Regions from separate parts of the Mus musculus genome. Here region 1 is linked to region 2. Evidence: chromatin loops called from intact Hi-C (ENCODE). Cell type or tissue: gastrocnemius. All regions are shown on one strand. Links, peaks and the distances in the headings refer to the core of each region. The heading gives the core; the rest is flanking DNA. Region 1 overlaps Gm42201 (a long non-coding RNA gene). Region 2 holds the start of Cldn11 (claudin 11).

Region 1 (9,415 bases), core at 3,719-6,218, 1.2 Mb before region 2:
TAGTTATTCCTCATAATCAAACTCAAGTTGTTTAGCACTGAGACAGTTGATATAGAGTGAAAAGGATCATTTTCAGATGGTGATAGAGGCTAAAATAAGAGCACAATTCAAATATAAAATTATAAGCTCTTTAGTTAGGATAGGTGATAGAGTACTTTATCTAATTGACAAATATGATAGACTAAATGTTAGTTACATATCATACTTTGTAATTTACATAATTGTTATGGTATGCTCAAGCAGTATAACCATATGTCTAAGAGAAGATCCTGTTTTTAATTTGTACAGAAAAGGTGAGATGTTGGGGATTGGTTTTAATGCTTTGAATTCATCAGGAATCTGCGTTTCCAAATGGTGAAGGTCCTTGTCCCCAATTGGTTTGTGATCAATCAATAAAGATCCAATGGCTAATGGCTGGGTAGAGAGAGGAGGGCAGAACTTTTAGATTGCATAGGCTTGGATCTAGAAGATAGGAAGGAAGAATTGCCAGGATTTGGAGGGAGACGGATCAGATTTAAAGCTGCAGAAGGAAAATCATCCAAGACGTAGGTGAGAAGAAATGTGACCCATGAGAAGGAATACAACCCTGAAAAGGGCTACCCAGAAGGGTCTTGGGCAGCAAAGACTAGGGAGCCACCTAGAAGGAGCCAGGGCAACAAAGATAAAATATAGAATCAGAGGGCATTAAGCCAGGATTGCAGGAGGGAAATGTGTGCTAGCTGCGGGGAGGATTAGAACTGCCTAACCTTTGAGCTAGCCAAGACATTCTAAAATTAACTGGTGCGCACACGTGTGTGTGTGTGTGTGTGTGTGTGTGTGTGTGTGTGTGTGTGTCTTTCTTTGCGAATCCAGATTGCTCCTGGGCGAGTGCGTGTGTTTGACTCACTGGTGGCCAAATTGGCCTAGCTAAATTCACAGCTATACAGATCAACAATCACAGTTACTGATCCCAAGAGCAGGGGTAGGATAGTATATATGTTGTTCTACTGGGCTGTTTTCTCTGGAAATGACATGACCACTGGTTATCATGGAGCAGAGATTGCTGTCCTGACATGTAGGCCCTGTTGTCATGGCAGTGAAATAAGCAAGATAACCCAGTGCTTTCTAAGTTTTGTAGGAGAGGGGGAAGAGTCACAGGACCTTCACTGGGGCTTCCAGTGGCTCCTTGCTCCCTCCTTCCAGCTGCACATTATTTTGGTGGGCAGGCAGAGTATATGGAAGGCGGGAGGTTATTGAACGCTGGAATCCATCAATGGCATTTAGGAGCTCATCACCTACATTGGGGTGGGTGTTGTCATTGATACAGCTGTGTCTGAGTCACATGCTCCTGGAAATGACCCCTTACCCATGCTTCTGTAAGTTGCACCAACTCCCTGGCTTCCTAAGCTGGACTTGGATAGAATTGTTGCTTTGATCAGTTCTTGGTTCCCTATCTGGTGTGAAGAGATAACCTGTTCACATTTCCCCAGAAAAAGTAATGTAACATATGCTATACACGTGTGTGGAGTATGTGGTAGAGAGTGGTGTACCATAGGAAAAGAGGCTAAAAGTGGATGCTGAGCCTTCCACATCAATGGTATTAATATTTGCAAGGAGGGAACACTGTAGGAGAAGAAAGAAAACCATTTTAGCCAGCATCTTCACAGAGAAATGGATGCTTAGAAGTAGTAAGGCATGCATGCATGCTCACTGATGGGAGTGGCCTTTTCCTGTTAGGTGACATTCTTATGGAGAATGTCCAGTGTCCATGCATTCTTTGACACTTTCTTTCTTACAGGAAAGTAATAATGGTGAGTACCTTTTAGACGGGGCGCTGTGCGCATACCTCCTCTGAATTAAAATATTCCTCCTGGAGGGCAGGAGGCTCCTAAGACTCAGAGATCTCAGAGATCTTACAAGACATACAAGACCCTTTCCCAGGGTCATATAAAGCAGTAAGCAACTGCTGAGGGTTGGGTCTGTCTGCAAGCTGGACAGGGAGGGCCAGGAAGCAGCTTTTGTGAGCTGTCATCCATGCTAGGGTGGGCTCTTCATTGGTGCAGCTGCCTTTGAGTCATCTATGTTTTTGCAAGTCACCTCTCCCCATGTTCCTTTAAGACCTCTACTATGCTCCGGTAAGTACTCTCTCATGCTTCTGTAACCCTGTCCCCATCCCTGTATACCCGCTATGCTTTTATAACCTATGTCTCCAGGTAAACCTAATGAACCATAGCTTTGATCTCTTGCTGATGCCCTGTCTGAAGTGGGTAATGAGGTGAGATCTAACTGAACTTCTTGGAGCACATACCTTGATAATAGAAAGCTCTATTAGTGTCAAATTGCTGATTATCTTTTCTGTCTTTCTGAGCCAGTGTCTTGATAGAGAGCCCAGGCTGGTCGCAAATGTGTGATGCCATTGCTTCTGCCTCCTAGGTGCTAGGATTATAGGTGTGCATCACCATACCTGGCCTCTTCCATCATTTCTAAAATGAATTATTCTCATGAGCCCCTCCCCCCACAAGGCCTTGCACTGTAGCCCGGGTTGGCTTTGAACTTGCTATCCTGCCTGTGCCTACCAAGAGCTAAGGATCACTGGGATGTGCTGCGACTTGCATCTTGTACATACAAACTGAGTACATCGATTGTCCTTTCTCATTCCATCTCTGGTTTCTCGAAGGCCATCCACATGTCTTGTAAGGCGAGTGCCATGTTCCATACAGTGTGCTTGAAGAAGCTATCTTCTTGGCTCCCAAAGCAGGGGTGAAGAAGGCTGAGGAGCAGGTACTGGAGTGTGGGGCTTGTGGCTTGATCATTCTGCTGTTCAAGGTCTGCCCTCACTCAGCTTGTGCCAGCCTCTGCACTGTTCCTCCCCCCACACCTCTCTGTGTGAGTGTGTAGGTGTGGTTGAGCAGCTGTGTGCCTGTGTCTCAACATTGCTAGTGTCACGAGTGCCTGCCACTTGGTTGGCCTCTTCCTTCCTTCCTTCCTTCCTTCCTTCCTTCCTTCCTTCCTTCCTTCCTTCCTTCCCTCCCTCCCCCCTCCCTCCTCCCTCCTTCCCTCCCTACTTTCCTCCCTTCTTTTCTTTCTCTCATTTTTTTGTTTTTGTTTTTTGTTTTTTGTTTTTTTTTGAAGCAGGGTTTCTCTGTGTAACCGCCCTGGCCACCTTGAAACTTTTATAGACCAGGCTGGCCTTGGACTCACAAAGATGTACCTGCCTCTGCTGGGACTAAGGGCCTGTGCCACCATGCCCACCTTGGGTTGGCTTGTTATTATTATTATTTTAATGGAGTCTGGAGATTGAACTCAGGTCTTCATGCTTGCCAGGCAGCCCAGCCCTAAATGTTCTTAATGCTGGCTTCATACTCTTCTGTTCTTCCTCCTCTTTTTCTTTCCTAGAGAGTGAGAAGGGTGAAGATGGTGGGAATGGGCAGCTATAAAAGTCCCATTGATTGGGTCATTTTTTCAGTCTAGTTGACTAAGGCACGAGATAGATGTTCAAAAAGAAATATAGGTGAACTAATACGTGAATAACAATAGCCCATCTCCAACTTGCAGGTGCGCTAGTAGACAGGGTGTAACATTGGGTCTAGACCACTTACATGCATGTGGGAGGAGTAGGCAATTACTGCTTTTATCTGTCTCACTATGTTATCTGTACCATGCATATAAACACCCTCTGCTGTTGCATGTGTTGCATATATGTGAGTGTGTGGTTGTGCCATAGGAAGGCATCAGATGTCTTTTTCCTTCACTCTCTGCTTTAAGTAACCCTTAGGACAGGGTTTTACTTTCTGAACTTGAACTCCTCCTTCAATCTATGCTGGCTGACCAGTGAATCTCTGGATCTGCCTGCCTCTGACCCAGTGTTGGGGTTATAGACATGCGTTCCCGTACATAGGCGCTAGGAATTTAAACGTAGGTCCTTATGCTTTACTGAACAACACTCTTACCCACTGAGCCATCTCCCCAGTCCCTTTTAAGCTTGCTGCCTTTCTAATTAACTAATAAGCAGGATCACTTAGTAGATTCAACACATTGCGTGCTGAGAGGTTCTGTAGACTCTTGTTTTCTCCTAGTAGGCACTTGTATCAACTGGGGAATCTAGCTGGTGCGGCTGGGAGGCAGAAAGCTTTCCAGCACTTTCTTCTGATCCAAGGATGGGGTTTCAATGTTAAAGATATTTGGTTTTGGAGACGACTTAAATATGTTTTTAAAGCAAATGCAATTGGCTTTGATCTCTGTCAAGATTAACGGTCTTAAGGCATTAGGTGGAATGGCTTTATATAGTAAAGAAGATGAAAAGGCGTTAGAGTTGGTGATAGTCACAGGAAAGTGTGTTCCAGGAATAAGGAGCCCTTATGAAAACACCTCAGTGGACTCTGGGGAAGAAAGGTCATGAGAGTAACTGAGAAAAGAAGTCAACCAACTGGGCTTACAATGGAAGAACTCTGTCTTGACTGGAGCGTTAGCCCCAAGCTTCTGCTGATGGTTCAGTGGCCTCAGTTTCCCTTTTCCTTTGCATTTCCTTCCTGCCCAGACGCAACCGGCAGCAGCTGCTTGGTCCCGTACCCTTGCTTGTCTGTTTCTTGACTGCTCTGTCAGTTGCACGCTGACACGGAGGAAGTTATGGTGGGGCGGCACATGTGGCAAGGTGCTGGCGGGAGTGTGAACACGTTAGCAGTTTGGCTTCATTTTCCGAGCTTCTAGGCAGTGAGTGTGAAGACAAAGCACACAGAAAGGGAGCAACAAGGGGGAGGCACATGGTTTACACATTTGGTGAGTTCCTTCAGTAGCCCAGGGAAATCAGGCTTAGAGCCACTAGCCCAAGGTCATGTTTTCTACTTCACCGGGAAGAGAAGATTCTTTTGCAGGTCCAGAGAGCTCGCTGGTCAGCCACCCTAGAGAGGAACGGGTACTTCTTAACTGGCAAAGAGGAGCCACTCGGCATAACGGGATATTCCAGTTGCTGGAGGTCAGTAGGAATATTCTAGATGTTAAAATCCTGCTGTGTCCACATTACCTTGTGAAGCCCTGCGCAGAGCTAACGTTTGCCGCCTGCCCTGCACTGCCTGCCTACGAACAGAAGAGGGCAGCTCACCATGCACTCATTATATACGGCTTACTTGATTAGAATTCTAGAAAAGGAAACCCGCCTTTGATTAAAAAAAAAAAAAAAAAAAAGGTAATGTTTGCTTTTCTAAGTGAACTGATGGCATGATTCTGCTAATAGTTTTGAAAATTTAAATGAATAAAAATGTCGTGTCATTCTCTAGCTTCAAGGGACTTCAGAGTTCTAGTGGGGACCAGCTGTAACAAACTTGGTCGAGGCTCTTTGTACCTGCCGGTCTTCTGCTGGCTAAGATGCTGGCTCTTCAGGTCGCTACTGAGAAAAGGAAGAAAGCAGGAAGGGGGAAATAAAGGAAGACAGAAAGAGGGGAGAAGGGGAGGAAAGAGAGTGAGGGAGGGAAAGGGAGAGGGTCTGTGTGAGGGGAGTATGGAGAGACGGGGGCAGGGCAGGGTACTGAGCCAAAGGCAGAAAGGAGTTTTTCAGCTGATCTGTCTGGTCTGATGGCATTACTTACCGTCCAGGGCTACCCAGGCAGTGAGTGCTGAAGTCAGGCTTAAAGACCAGGGTTTTTAGCATGCATTTCACATTATTTGCCCTCCAAGTCTTGCTTGGTCTAAGTCTGTCTTTGGTTTACTTTTGGAACCCTTTGCCATTCTGCTAAGGCATATACGTTGCTAGTTTACATTTTTCAGTAATTTGATTTTCTATGCTTTTTTGATCTTTCACTTTAAAGATTTATTTATTATTATTCTGTATATGCGTGCCTACATATTTTTACGTGTACCATGTATGTGCAAGTCCTGAGGAGGGCCAGAACAGGCCATTGGATCTGCTGGAACTGGAGCTACAGGCAGTGCGAGCTCACACGTGGGTACTGGGAACCAAATCTGACTCCTTGGTAAGAGTAGTGAGCACTCTAACCACTGATCCCTTAATATACACTTTATTTATTGAGATTTTATTTATTTTTATTTTATCATATGGGTATTTTGTCTGTGTACCATGTGCAGACAGTACCTGCAGAGGCTAGAAGAGGGTGTCCGATCCCCTGGAATGGGACTTAGAGATAGTTGTGAGCTGCAATGTGGGTGCTGGGAATTGAACCTGGGTCCTCTGGAAGAGCAGTCAGTGCTCTGAACCACTGAGTCATTTCCCCAGCCTGATAAGTAGACACTTTAAAAGCAGGAGAACACACTTAGTTTCTTTCCCAGGTTGTCCTGAGTCTTTTCATCTAATGGGGTTTAATTCAGATATTAGAAGATGAATCTAATAAAGGCAAAGTATGTTTGAAAGCAGGCCAGGTATTGGCATGGTGACAAAAACTCTGCTTCTTGTTAGCCTCTGAACTTTCTATAATCTTCATGGTAACAGGAGCAGTGCCTCTCTAGTGGCCCTGTTTGAAACTTGGAATTGATTGTTGTAATACCTCTGTTTCCATGAGGGCATCTAGAACATCCAAGAATTATTAAATGTTCAGGAAAAGACAACCCAAATCATATTTGCTCTATGAGATGTCATTTCTGAGCCTTACTGTTCTCCCCCAAACAGTCTCAGGCAAAGAGGAGGTATGGCTGCATCATACATTGCTTGATCATTAAAAATAGAACTTACACATTAAAAATATTGCACATTTTGAGGTGATTGGTTTCATGAGGTCTTATCAGATCATTCAATATAAAGTCTAGCATTGGCCTGGGGCTCCCTGGAGACTGTGATTTAATTATTCTGAAGTTCAAAACATTGGCTACAAGGGACCAGAAGGCCCTAGCTCTTCCGGTGGGCTTAGATTTCAGTACTTGTCATGGCTGAGATCTAGGGACCTTTCTGTTCTGCTAGATAGTGTTTAAGCTGTTTCCAAAGCAGATACCATATCTGGCTGTATTCTGGCCCATGCCCATGCACTTCCTGCTCAGGGTACTTATGGGCTGGCTCTATGCATCTGAAGCTAACATCTGCCCATGTTTCCTTCTTTATTATACTATGACTGATGTTTGCACATTCCTTTGTATTAGGCTCATGTCTTCTTTCCCTGTGAGCTCCCGCTCTGCCATAAATCCTTAACCATTTAAACAAAGATTTCTTTTTTTTTTTTTTGGACCACGGAGGGGAAATTAATTCTAAATGCATATTTTTGGAGAGGAACAAAACAGAGGGAAACAAAGTTGCTTAAGGGGATTCTAGTTACATTTAGCATCAATCTTTGTAGAACTGTAGTGGAAACTTGAAGAATTAATGAAAACGGTTACATATTTTAGTACCAATTCCTATTATTCGGTTTATATGGTTAAACAATAAAAATGAGGTTTAGTTGCAGGTCAGAGAGACTCCCTCCCCTCTGGTTATTTTCCACAGCACTGGGAGGTGCTGTGCAGGCTGCTGGGGGAGGAAAGACTTCACTGATCTTTCCCAGTGCTGGGCCCTATGTGCTACAACACCAGCCTTTAGGCAAGATATGCACATTGGTACAATGATGACCTGACTTTATAGGTGTTTCATGCCTAGTACTTTAACCTGGTCAAAAGCCTATGGTTGGGGAGTTCATAGACTCTAGGGAAGAACCTACTAATGTTTGGCTAAATGTGGTCAAATCGCCTTCTGAACATTTATTGTTTTATGCATAAATCTGGGCAGCTTTCAGTCTTGGTCAGAGAGGCTTCATTTTTTCTTTGGGAAGCAGATAAGGCCTCATAATTGGTCAAAGAATGGAGTAAATGACTGTGGAGCTCTTAGCCAAAATGAAACTCCCTCCGTTAATACCTAAGGACCTAGGGGCCAGCTCTCCCTCCTGCCACAAGTGGCAAGGGGTAATCTCTTGTCCATGTCATTGCATGCAAGCTTTATTTTATTTATATATTCTATGCATATACACCTGCATGCCAGAAGAGGGCATCAGATCCTGTCTTATTTATTTATTTATTAATATTTTTTATTATTATGTATTTTCCTCAATTACATTTAGAATGCTATCCAAAAAGTCCCCAATACCCTCCCCCGCCCACGTCCCTACCCACCCATTCCCATTTTTTTGGCCCTGGCGTTCCCCTGTACTGGGGCATATAAAGTTTGCGTGTCCAATGGGCCTCTCTTTCCAGTGATGGCTGACTAGGCCATCTTTTGATACATATGCAGCTAGAGTTAAGAGCTCCGGGGTACTGGTTTGTTCATAATGTTGTTGCACCTACAGGGTTGCAGATCTCTTTAGCTCCTTGGATACTTTCTCTAGCTCCTCCATTGGGGGCCCTGTGCTCCATCCAATAGCTGACTGTGAGCATCTACTTATGTGTTTGCTACAGATCCCGTTTTAGGTGGCTGTGAGCTACCATGTGATTATCGGGCTTGAAGTCAGTAGTTCTGGAAGAATGTCCAGAGCTCTTAACCCCTGAGCCATCTCTCCAGCCCCACTCTGCCTTATTTTTGAGGCAAAGTATGTCTCTGAATCTGGAGTTCACTTTCCCCCCTAGCCTGGCAGCCAGCAAGCCTCAGCAACCCATTTATCTTCAACTTCTTCAGCGATGTAGTCATTGTAGGCGTTCATGAAAAGAAATGCTCACTCGAGCCCCGGGCTTCCTGGCCAGCGGAGTTGCCTGACACCCGCAAGGGCCCACACAGGATTCCCCACGGGATCCTAAGACCTCTGGTGAGTGGAACACAGCGCCAGCCCCAATCCAATCGCGCGGAACCTGAGACTGTGGTACATAGGGAAGCAGACTACCCGGGCCTGACCCGGGGCAAAAGCCCCTTCCGCTCCACTCGAGCCCCGGGCTTCCTTGCCAGCAGAGTCACCTGACACCCACAAGGGCCCATACGGGATTCCCCACGGGATACTAAGATCTCTAGTGAGTGGAACACAACTTCTGCCAGGAGTCCGGTTCGAACACCAGATATCTGGGTACCTTCCTGCAAGAAGAGAGCTTTCCTGCAGAGAATACTCTACCCACTGAAACCAAGGAGAGTGCTACCCTCCCAGGTCTGCTTATAGAGGCTAACAGAGTCACCTGAAGTACAAGCTCTTAACAGAGACAACTATAACAGCTAGCTTCAGAGATTACCAGATGGCGAAAGGCAAACGTAAGAATCCTACTAACAGAAATCAAGACCACTCACCATCATCAGAACGCAGCACTCCCACCCCACCTAGTCCTGGGCACCCCAACACAACCGAAAATCTAGACCCAGATTTAAAAACATTTTTCATGATGATGATAGAGGACATCAAGAAGGACTTTCATAAGTCACTTAAAGAATTACAGGAGAGCACTGCTAAAGAGTTACAGGCCCTTAAAGAAAAGCAGGAAAACACAGCCAAACAGGTAGAAGTCCTTAAAGAAAAACAGGAAAATACATCCAAACAGGTAATGGAAATGAACA
Region 2 (9,415 bases), core at 3,092-5,591:
ACCTATGGGCTCCTTTCACAGATGTAGATAGAGTCCCATCTAAACTTCCTCTGGAATATGATCTAAAGGGATACAAATGTGGCTTTCTGTCGCCAGTGGGTTCTCTTGAGTTCTTTGCACATTTCTCTTGAAGTAGCAACAGCAAGATCTGAGATTCTTCACATTCACTGGAGTTGGGATGCCAAGAAGAAAGCTTACCCAGCAGAATAAGGAGCACCCCAGCCAGCTGGGCTCGCCTGTACTTGGCCACTCCAGGCTCGTGGCCCATTCGGATGCAGGGGAGAACTGTCAACAGCAGCAAGATGGCGGGCAGGCCCAGAACGGAGGCAGCAATCATGAGGGCTCTACAAGCCTGCACGTAGCCTGGGAACAAGAGAGCAGAGAGGGTGAGTTAGACTGGGGGAGGGGGAGCGTGGTGGAGAGAGAGGTCCTCCTACTCCTGAGTCCCACCTCTCGGGAATTCAACACCACCTTCCTTCTTCTTCTTCTTGTCCCCTCTTGAGACTTCAAATTTGATAAATATTATCCAAGATCACCCCACACCTTCCACTTAGGGAGGGTGCTAGAAAGACAGAACCTGGATGAAGACACAGACACCAGGCCACGGTGGAGCAGCCATGCACTCGCTTGCATTACTGTAACACATTGTTGAAGATCATCTAGAAGTTCAACAAGGTCACCTGTGATGCTGGGTTGCTGACTCCAGTCTACCGTGGCCTGATTTGCCTGTGCAATGTTAGCAGGTCGGTTACCTACTGTATCTCACTCGCGTTATCTACAGAGTGATGATAATAATAATGACCCCACACGACTGCCTAACAGTTCTCCTGACAATTAAGCTCACAATTCAAAGGGTCCATAAAAAGATTTCTGTGCTAAGTACTGAAAAGATTGGTAGAGAATAGGACTAGCATTATTGCTCTGTACCAGTGTGATAGGTTGTTTTTTCAGGACAGAAACTTACCATAGTCAAGGCAATTCTCCTGCCTCAGCCTCTCCAGGGCTGGGATTATAAGCACAAGGCGCCACACTCAACCTAGTGTGGTATCACTACTTCAGCATACTACGTGACTTTATCCTCAGTTCACACTTGGTGTGAATATGCGAGCCCTGAACTACTACACTGTAAGCTCAGACTAAGACTTCACCTCTCTCCCTCCTCCCCAGAGGCTGCTGTCCTCCTGACTCCCATCCCCTCAGCTGACCAAGTTTCATTTCCTGCTTCATTCATTAATGGTGCTTGGGTGTGTTTCTCCACAGGTCTATCAATGCTTAAAAGGTGTATCTCTAACTCTGGAGATTCCAGTAGAGTAGATGCCTGTCTTGGTCTTCATGCCCCCACAGTAGACGGCATAACTATCAATGAAGGAAGTGAGTTGAAAGAGAAATGCAGAAATGTCAAAAATTCTAAGTGAGACCACATGAAGATGCAGATTATAATACGCACAACTTCCTGTAAAATGAAGATGAGCAGATACCAGGGAAATGTCACAGATTTAAATTCACTGTTTTACTCTTACATTATTTATTGTTTCTCATCGGAACACTCTCCTCGCTTAAAAAAAAAATAGAATGACCGCTGTCCATCTGTTTCATTTGCTCAGGCAGAGTTAGGGTTGTGGCCCGAGGAGGGCTGAGTTAAGGGCAAGGCCAAGAACTGACCCTAGCGCTTTCCCATATACCAGGGCCCCCATGTTGCATCCAGCCAACCTCCCTTGTGTGCCAACACGCAGCATCAACACTGCCCCTTAAGGTGTGTCACCTGGGCTCTCTTCCAACCACTTCCCATCTCATCTTAAGAATGAAATAACATATCAGATATCACAGACTTGTGGACCCCAGGAGCCTCAGCCCAGCCCTCCCTCGCAGCTGGGAGGAGAGCCAGGGCCCACACAAAGGCAGCAGTCAACACAGACTGATGCTCTGAAGTTTATGGCACAAGGCTGTCCACGTGCTACAGTACCAAGGCCACCTCTAGAAATCAGAAGATGGAGACAGAAGGGTGCCCCTCCCCCACACGATGGGTAAGGTCGGGAACACAGAACAAAAAGCTTCTCCACAAAAATATACTCCCTGCCCCCAGCGTGGCCTGTGTGTTCTGAAAACAAACCATTTGGCACCGAATGCTCAGGGAATTTCAGGGGAAGGAAACAAAAATGATTTTATGCATCAGTTAGAAATCTCTACAGCCATGCCCAGCTGTTAGTAGAAAAACGACATTTGTCCTTCCTAGACCACCTCCTACTTCAAAGCGGGACTTAATTCCTTGACTCACTGGCTCCCATAAGCAATCCTGAAAGATAACTGGTTAGCTTGGCTTAAATTCTTTAAAGAAAATTTACTAGGGTTTCTTGAGGTTAGCAATTTGTCTCAGATAACCCAGACTGTTGAGAGCTGGAGTCTAACCCAGGTCTACCAAAGCCAGTGTTAACTAAAGCTGAGTCCACACCAGGGTTCCCTAATGTTTGTTCTTCTGAATGTCCAAGTGGAAGGTGTGACATGCAGCGTGTGGTATACTATGTGGTAGAGGCAAGGTGTGGACCAGGAGAGAATGCAAAGAGAATTTAAAATATAACGTGGGAGGGGAGATATTGCTCAGACTGTAGAGAGCTCACCTAACATAAACAAAGCCCTGGCTTCGTTTCCTACTTCTGCATCCTGGGATAAAGCTGAGTCAGCAGTGAGTGAGCTGTGAGGAGGGAGGTGAGTTCCAAATGTCCTGTCTGTAAAAGAGAGGGCACCTAAGGCTCTAAAAGGGGGTACAGAGTCTCTGAAAACCCCAATGCGCTCTCGGGAGAAGGCACAAATTTAGCTCCTCTCGAGACCTTAGGGCCTGGCTATGCCCTTAAATATATACATGACCCAGACAAGGCCAGAGGGAGTTAGGCCACCTCACCTAGGTGACAGTGAAGCCAAAGGGGGTGACAGATTTCTAGCAGAAATCCACAAGTGGTGCTCACAACCACCCAAGTCATCCAACTGGCTACAGGTTTCAAAACTGTTTCCAAAAACTTTCCCATGACACCCAAAGATGCTCCCTCCCAAACTCCCTCACCCTGGGTTTCCAAGGCTGCCCGACATTCCCGACCCCACCACCACCACCACCACGACCACCCCACCCCACCCCACTCTGTGACCCTAGGCATTGAGTGTGTCTCCCTGGTGGAGTTTCCTCCCCGCAGGGTACTTGTTCTTCCCAATAGCTAGCAGCCTGCTGAGCAGAACTGGAGAAGGGTGTCACCCTGGCAGAGAGAGGGTGGGAAGCACAGTCACTGCAGGAATCCCAGGGGCAAACGGTAGGTAAAGATGGTGACAAGTCAGATAAGCAGGCCCTGAACTGAGAGAACCAACTGAGACTCACTAATCCGGGCAGTCCAGAGACTCCTCGAATGTGAACGGAACCTCATCCGGGTGACTCCGGAGTGCCATGCAGTCTAAGAAGCTCAGCTCAGCCTACACCTATTTGAAATTGCCCTTTGTTCTCTTCTCCTCGGGCCTATAGACAGCTCTAATCGGAAGCCCACTGGAGATGGCACAGTGGGGGTGGGGGGAGGACTGGAGTGTCTCTTTGGTCGATTAGCTTGGGTACCTGGGATGATGAAATCATGGGGAATTAACAATAGTGTATATGATTTCCCACCATGTGTATATGATTTGATTCATGAAATTCTCAAAGCCATTGATTGACCAGTGTTACCTTTATCATCTCATGTTCAGATAAAGAAACTGAGGCTGACAGGTGGCTCTTTAGGACTAATTCTCCTACAGGGTTGGATTGGAGATGTCAAAAATGTATCATCCAGAGGTCTCTGAGTCTCCAAACTTCTGAGAGCCCTGTCTAAAATCCCCAATTCTAGCCCAACCTGCCTCTGGAAGCTGCTTGCAAACTTGGAGTCCTTACCTGGAAGGATGAGGATGTCCACCAGGGGTTTGCAGTGGTAGAGACCAGTGGCCATGACGCAGTCAGCCCACAGGCCCTTGGAGCCCAGTTCGTCCATTTTTCGGCAGGTGGGGATGGTGTAGCTGCAGGTCACCACCCAGTCATTGGTGGACGTTGTGACGATGATGCCAATCCAACCCACGAAGCTCGTGACGAAACCCACCACCTGAAGGCAAGTGGCTACCATGGTGGCCGCAGCGACGTCCACGCAGCTCGACTCACACGGATTGTGCCCCCTGTGTCGTCCTGGACAGAGCCTTCCCTAGGCTTGCCCTCTTGGCCCTCGCGAGCCGCTGGCTCCGGGCTACTCGAGATGGGGAGAGAGCGGCTGCAAGCACTGCTGCGACAGCGTGCAGCGGGGACAGGTGCGCCTGGAGGGGACTGCAGCGCTGCTGGGCAGCGCGTCCCCGCCCCCTCTTTAAACTCCGGGGCCCGGGCTGGCAAGCGCCAATCCGCGACAGCCCCCGAGACGAGCCGGCCAATCGCAAGCCAGGCTTCGGTGCGGGTGTAGAAGGGAGCAGGGGCTGAGGAGGGGCAGCAGGCTGCCCCACGGCTGGTGACACACGGTCAGCGCTGGGAATTAAATTAATCCCATCCCGATAGGGACCCGCAGAGTGAAGGGGGCGCGTCCAGCTCCTGTTGGGTTTGTTAAGCGTAGTCTCACTCCTAGAGAAGTAGTCTCTCTCTCTCTCTCTCTATGTCTCCCTCCTAAACTTCTACCAACTCTCCGACCGCTCCCTCTTCTCTGCTGTGGACACTTCCAAGGGCACCTAGTACATTTTCCTATGCCCCTAAGGAACAGAGGGGACACATTCAGCACTCCGATGTTGCCATAAGAAAAGACCGGGGAGAGGGCTTAGATAGCTTAGTAAGTGAGGGCCCTTACTGCGCTGGCACACGAGAGAGCCTCAATCCCAATGCCCAGCACCCAGTACAAAGCCTGCCATGGTGCTTACTAAGTCCGTAACCCGGTGCTGTTAGACTGATACGGAAGGACCTCTGAGTTTGCTAGCTGCCATTCTAGAGCCAGGTTCAGTGCCATTCTGTGGCTCGAGGAAATAAGGTAGATGGGGATAGAGCAGGACACGGGACATCCTCCTAGTGCACACGTGTGTACACAGACACACACCCCACACACACCGCCACACATAAACACACACATACACACTTCGCAAGAAACAAATAACACAATAAAGATGGTGCCAGCAGAATTAACTCTGGTCACAATAATGGTGACGATTACTCACTGTTATTAATACTTGATAAGTGCATGTGTTCTTATACCACAGCTTACTGAATTGTCCACACTTTGCAGTGGGGACAACTGTCAATTCTACACAGAAGAAACAGCCCCCCAAAGGACAAGCTCCTGAAGTTCACACAGCTAGGAAGGAGACTCCGTGGGCCCCGCTCATTCCTGTCCCTGACCTTTCCTGAGAATCCATCCTGGTTATCACTTTCTGAATGTTCCTAAAGGGCTTGGTGTTCCATTTGTGATACATTAAAAGCCAGGCATTCTGCCCAGATCACTGTAAATAAGTTAGCTTCTGTTCTCCACCGAGAAAACCGATAGCCCAGATTGAGTGGGAAGCAGAAGCTATCAGCAAAGGCTACCAGGCAGCCCCCTTCTCTACACGCATTCAGATAAGGCTCATTCTGTGCCCTTGGGCGGAGGGAGGCACTGGGGATGAACCCACGGACTTGAGCAAGCCAGACAATGCTCTACCATTGAGCTACAGCTTCGGACTTGTGCAATTTTAAGTCAAGAAAAGGATTGCTTATCTTACTGTATGGCTTGATCTAGTCACCTGGGCCTCTTCCCCCTCTCCTCTTATTCTATTTAAAATGGTGGCAGATTTCAGCAAATGGACATTTTGCTCATCATCCTGTTGAGCTTGCTGCAGTTATCCCCATGATGGATGGGGTCATACATGCCACCAACTCTTCAAGCCAAGACTGCCCTTGATCAAGGAGACTAGTGGGATATCTATGTGGCTGGTGGGTTGGTCTTGGAGTGGGCTGTCTCTCAGTCTATGTGACTGGTGGGTTGGCCTTGCACTGGGCTGGCTCAGCCTATGTGACTGGTGGGTTGGTCTTGGAGTGAGAATGGCAAACACTTTATTACTGTTACTGTGGCCTATGGGGGATAACTCCTGCAATGTGTTTGACGCAGGCCTGGTGCTGTTGATTGACAAGTTAGTCGCTATTTGAGCTACCCAGACCAGCCTGCATAGTCCAAGGCCTGGCTCCACTACTACTGCCTACGGGATCAAAACATTTCACATTGCTTTTTAAAAGAATAAGTATGTTTGTATCCGACCCCTGAGAATTCCGTGTGTCTTTTACTACATTATTTACCTACTTTGTGTGCATATGTGTGCATGGCACACGCATAGAGGTCAGAGGACAGCTGCAGAAGTCAGTGTTCTTCCACCGAGTGGGTCCCAGGGACCACAGGCAGGACTTCAGGCTGATGGCAGTGCCTTTCCCTGTGAGCCTTCACGTCGGTTTTATGTAATGTTTCTCGGTTCCCTGTCATTTGTAAAGTGGGATGAACACGGAGCCTACCGTATAGTTCTTTTTATGGGTATCTGAGTCACTATACATACCGAGCTGAAAGCAATGTCTGCAACAAATCCTCAAGAAACCTGGACACTAGATTACGATGTGAAGCTCAGAATTCTTGTTCTTGCAGTCTCCTTTTGCTCTCGCAGGGTGAGGGCTTATGCAAACTATTTTATGGAAATATAGCTCCTCTTCGAAGGAACCATCAAGTCTACGGAGTATTTCATCATAAAGTCTACTCATCTGGATGTTGACGGATATTCCCTTTAATATCCAAAACTAGCTTTGTGCTAAGGACAATATAAACTATAAAACCCTGAGCTCCATCAATTCACTGCAAAACTAGCTATGAAACTTATATTCTTAGAACTCTTACATTCTTAGAGTTAATGTTCTCCACATGACAGCTCACTCAATCAGAGTTAAGTAATGGCTTGCCCACCCATGGGTCTCATGAATGCATGCACATGCATACACACACACACACACACACACACACACACACACACACACATTTGTAAAGTCAGATTTCAGAACTTTGGCACGAAGTAATAAAATGACTTAACTAAGCTGTCAAATTTTTTGTCTTGGAAGGAGACACCCAGGGAACACATTCCTTCTAGATCTGTTCCCTTGCCCATGTGACTCTCATGATCTCCACTTGGAAACAAGAAGAGTGAATTTCCCACCAGGGGTATTGTGAAGACAAAGGTAACATAAATCACATACAAATGGAAGGTGCATGTAAGAGACAAGACACTGAATAATTAAGTTATTGTTATCATCTTCTATGACAGACACACAAAATGACACCTGAGGGAGGCCAGCAGAGATACAATCTAGCTGAATAAGTTAGCCAGGAGCAAAAAGGTTATCCAGTTCAAAGGAGCCCAGGCAGCCACGGAAGTACAGAGCATGGGCCACAGAGGCTGAGGACACAGTCCCATGGCCAGGGGCTCTGGGTTCTGGGTAAAGCCCACCAGCTCTCTTGTGGTTTTGTTTTCTTTTTTCTGACTTTTTTTTTTGACATCGGGATTCTCCCACATTCCTTGCTGTGACAGCATCACAAGTGTCCCCAGTGATCATGATCTGACTTCCCACATAATGCAGTAAATGAGAAAGCCCCACACAATCTCAGGCCCCGCTCCAGTGTGACAATGAGTCCAACCACACCCAGACAGTGTCGCCAGTGGTTCCCAGTCAGTCCCAGGTCCTTTCCTTTTCTCTCAGAAACTCTGCCATGTCACCTCTCCACGTCCCCACAGTATGACGCAGAACTAGAAAGTTCTAGAGGAGAACTGAGTTTCTATCTTCTGGCCTTAAACCCAATATCATATTCCATATGAATTTGTTTTTATTCTTACTGTAAGATATTTGAAAAGATCGCTTCTCGGCCTTTTGGCTAAGATCAAGTGAAGATATTTGAAAAGAAAGGCTTAGGGGGGCAGTTAGTGTATTCACAGATATGTGAAGAAAGAAACATCTGTGTTAAATGTTATCCTACCATTTACACTTGAAATTAGCCAGCCAAACTAGAGGCCATTCAGTTCGGGCGGCTTGTGACTGACTCAATGCCAGAGATTTTGCTGGCATCTAACGGAGCACATGGAGAACGATGGGCGAATCAGTGTGCTCTTAGCGCCCTCTAGTGACTGTCATTGTATAGATAGAAACGCACTGAGACAGCCTGAGGCTGGATTGACCTCAACTTCCCACGAGCCAAACTGGTGACAGACTTAACTAAAATTTGCATTTTTCTGTAACACTTTTTTTTTCATTCGTTAAAAATATACATCTTTTTAGGAAACCAAATATATGAAAGCACAAGGTGTCTAGGAACCCACTTCTCTAAGACCACAAATCAAGTTCCTTCTGCATGGGGTAGGTATATACATGACGTGAGTGGGATCACATGACTGTGGGGGTGTGGCACATGTAGACGCCAGAGGACAGCATCGAGTGTTGCTCCTTGGCCACCATTCACCTTCTGGTTTTCTGTTTTCTTTTCTCACAGGCCTGCAAGTTCAACCAGTAAGCTAGCCTTGTTGGCCCGTTAGCTCCAGGGACTGTCTGTCTCTGCATCTGACCTCGTGGAGCTGGAGTTATGGGTGACTGTGAGCTGCCTGATATGGGTGCTGTACTTCTCTTTGGTGCTGTACTTCTCTTTTTTTTAAGATTTATTTATTATATGTAAGTACACTGTAGCTGTCTTCAGACATGCCAGAAGAGAGCATCAGATTTCGTTACGGATGGCTGTGAGCCACCATGTGGTTGCTGGGATTTGAACTTGGGACCTTTGGAAGAGCAGCCAGCGCTCTTAACCACTGAGCCATCTCACCAGCCCGCTATACTTCTCTTAACCATCGAGCCATTTCCTCAGTCCCAGGTCAGCCTTTTTTTTTTTTTTTTTTTTTAAACAGGTCTGGAGGATCAAACACAGGCCCTCTTGCGTGAAAGTATCTATTAGCCGGGCGTGGTGGCGCATGCCTTTAATCCCAGCACTTGGGAGGCAGAGGCAGGCGGATTTCTGAGTTCGAGGCCAGCCTGGTCTACAAAGTGAGTTTCAGGACAGCCAGGGCTATACAGAGAAACCCTATCTCCAAAAAACAAAAACAAAAAAAAAGAAAGAAAAGAAAAAAGAAAGTATCTATTAACTAAGGCAATTCCACAGGCCACTGAGTACCTTTAATAGGATCTATTTTTCTTTATATTTTTTTCTTTTGTTGGGTATTTTCTTTATTTACATTTCAAATGTTATCCCCTTTCCAGGTCTCCCTTCCGGAATCCCCATCCCCTCCCCCTGCCTCTCCACCCCCCACCCCCCACCCACCCACCTATTCCTGCCTTCCAGCCCTGGTATTCCACTATATTGGGGCATCGAACCTGCTCAAACCCAAGGGCTGCTTCTCC

The links. Hi-C counts contacts between places; a loop is a spot of excess contacts. Peaks named below come from ENCODE experiments on the same cell type or tissue, not always from the same donor. Only the 100,000 strongest peaks of a DNase experiment are listed, where the experiment ranks them.
Region 1: it touches region 2 in a loop (7-fold over the local background); 7 of 42 quality-filtered maps call a loop at or near these places.

The regions. Positions count from the first base shown.
Region 1 is chr3:32,313,443-32,322,857 of GRCm38, reverse strand. The region is part of intron 1 of Gm42201 (a long non-coding RNA gene); the gene reads left to right. Among named protein-coding and RNA genes, the nearest start is that of Gm42201, 8.2 kb to the left of the region's middle. In gastrocnemius, for the core only: a CTCF peak has its summit at 5,059 (motif pointing right); a DNase peak (open chromatin) is centred at 5,019; H3K4me3 peaks cover 202 bases.
Region 2 is chr3:31,144,862-31,154,276 of GRCm38, reverse strand. It overlaps Cldn11 (claudin 11), which reads right to left and starts at 4,357. Exons shown (of 3, transcript NM_008770.3): 1 at 3,902-4,357; 2 at 199-363. The coding sequence starts at 4,127. In gastrocnemius, for the core only: no CTCF peak of the experiment used is centred there; a DNase peak (open chromatin) is centred at 4,361; H3K4me3 peaks cover 742 bases.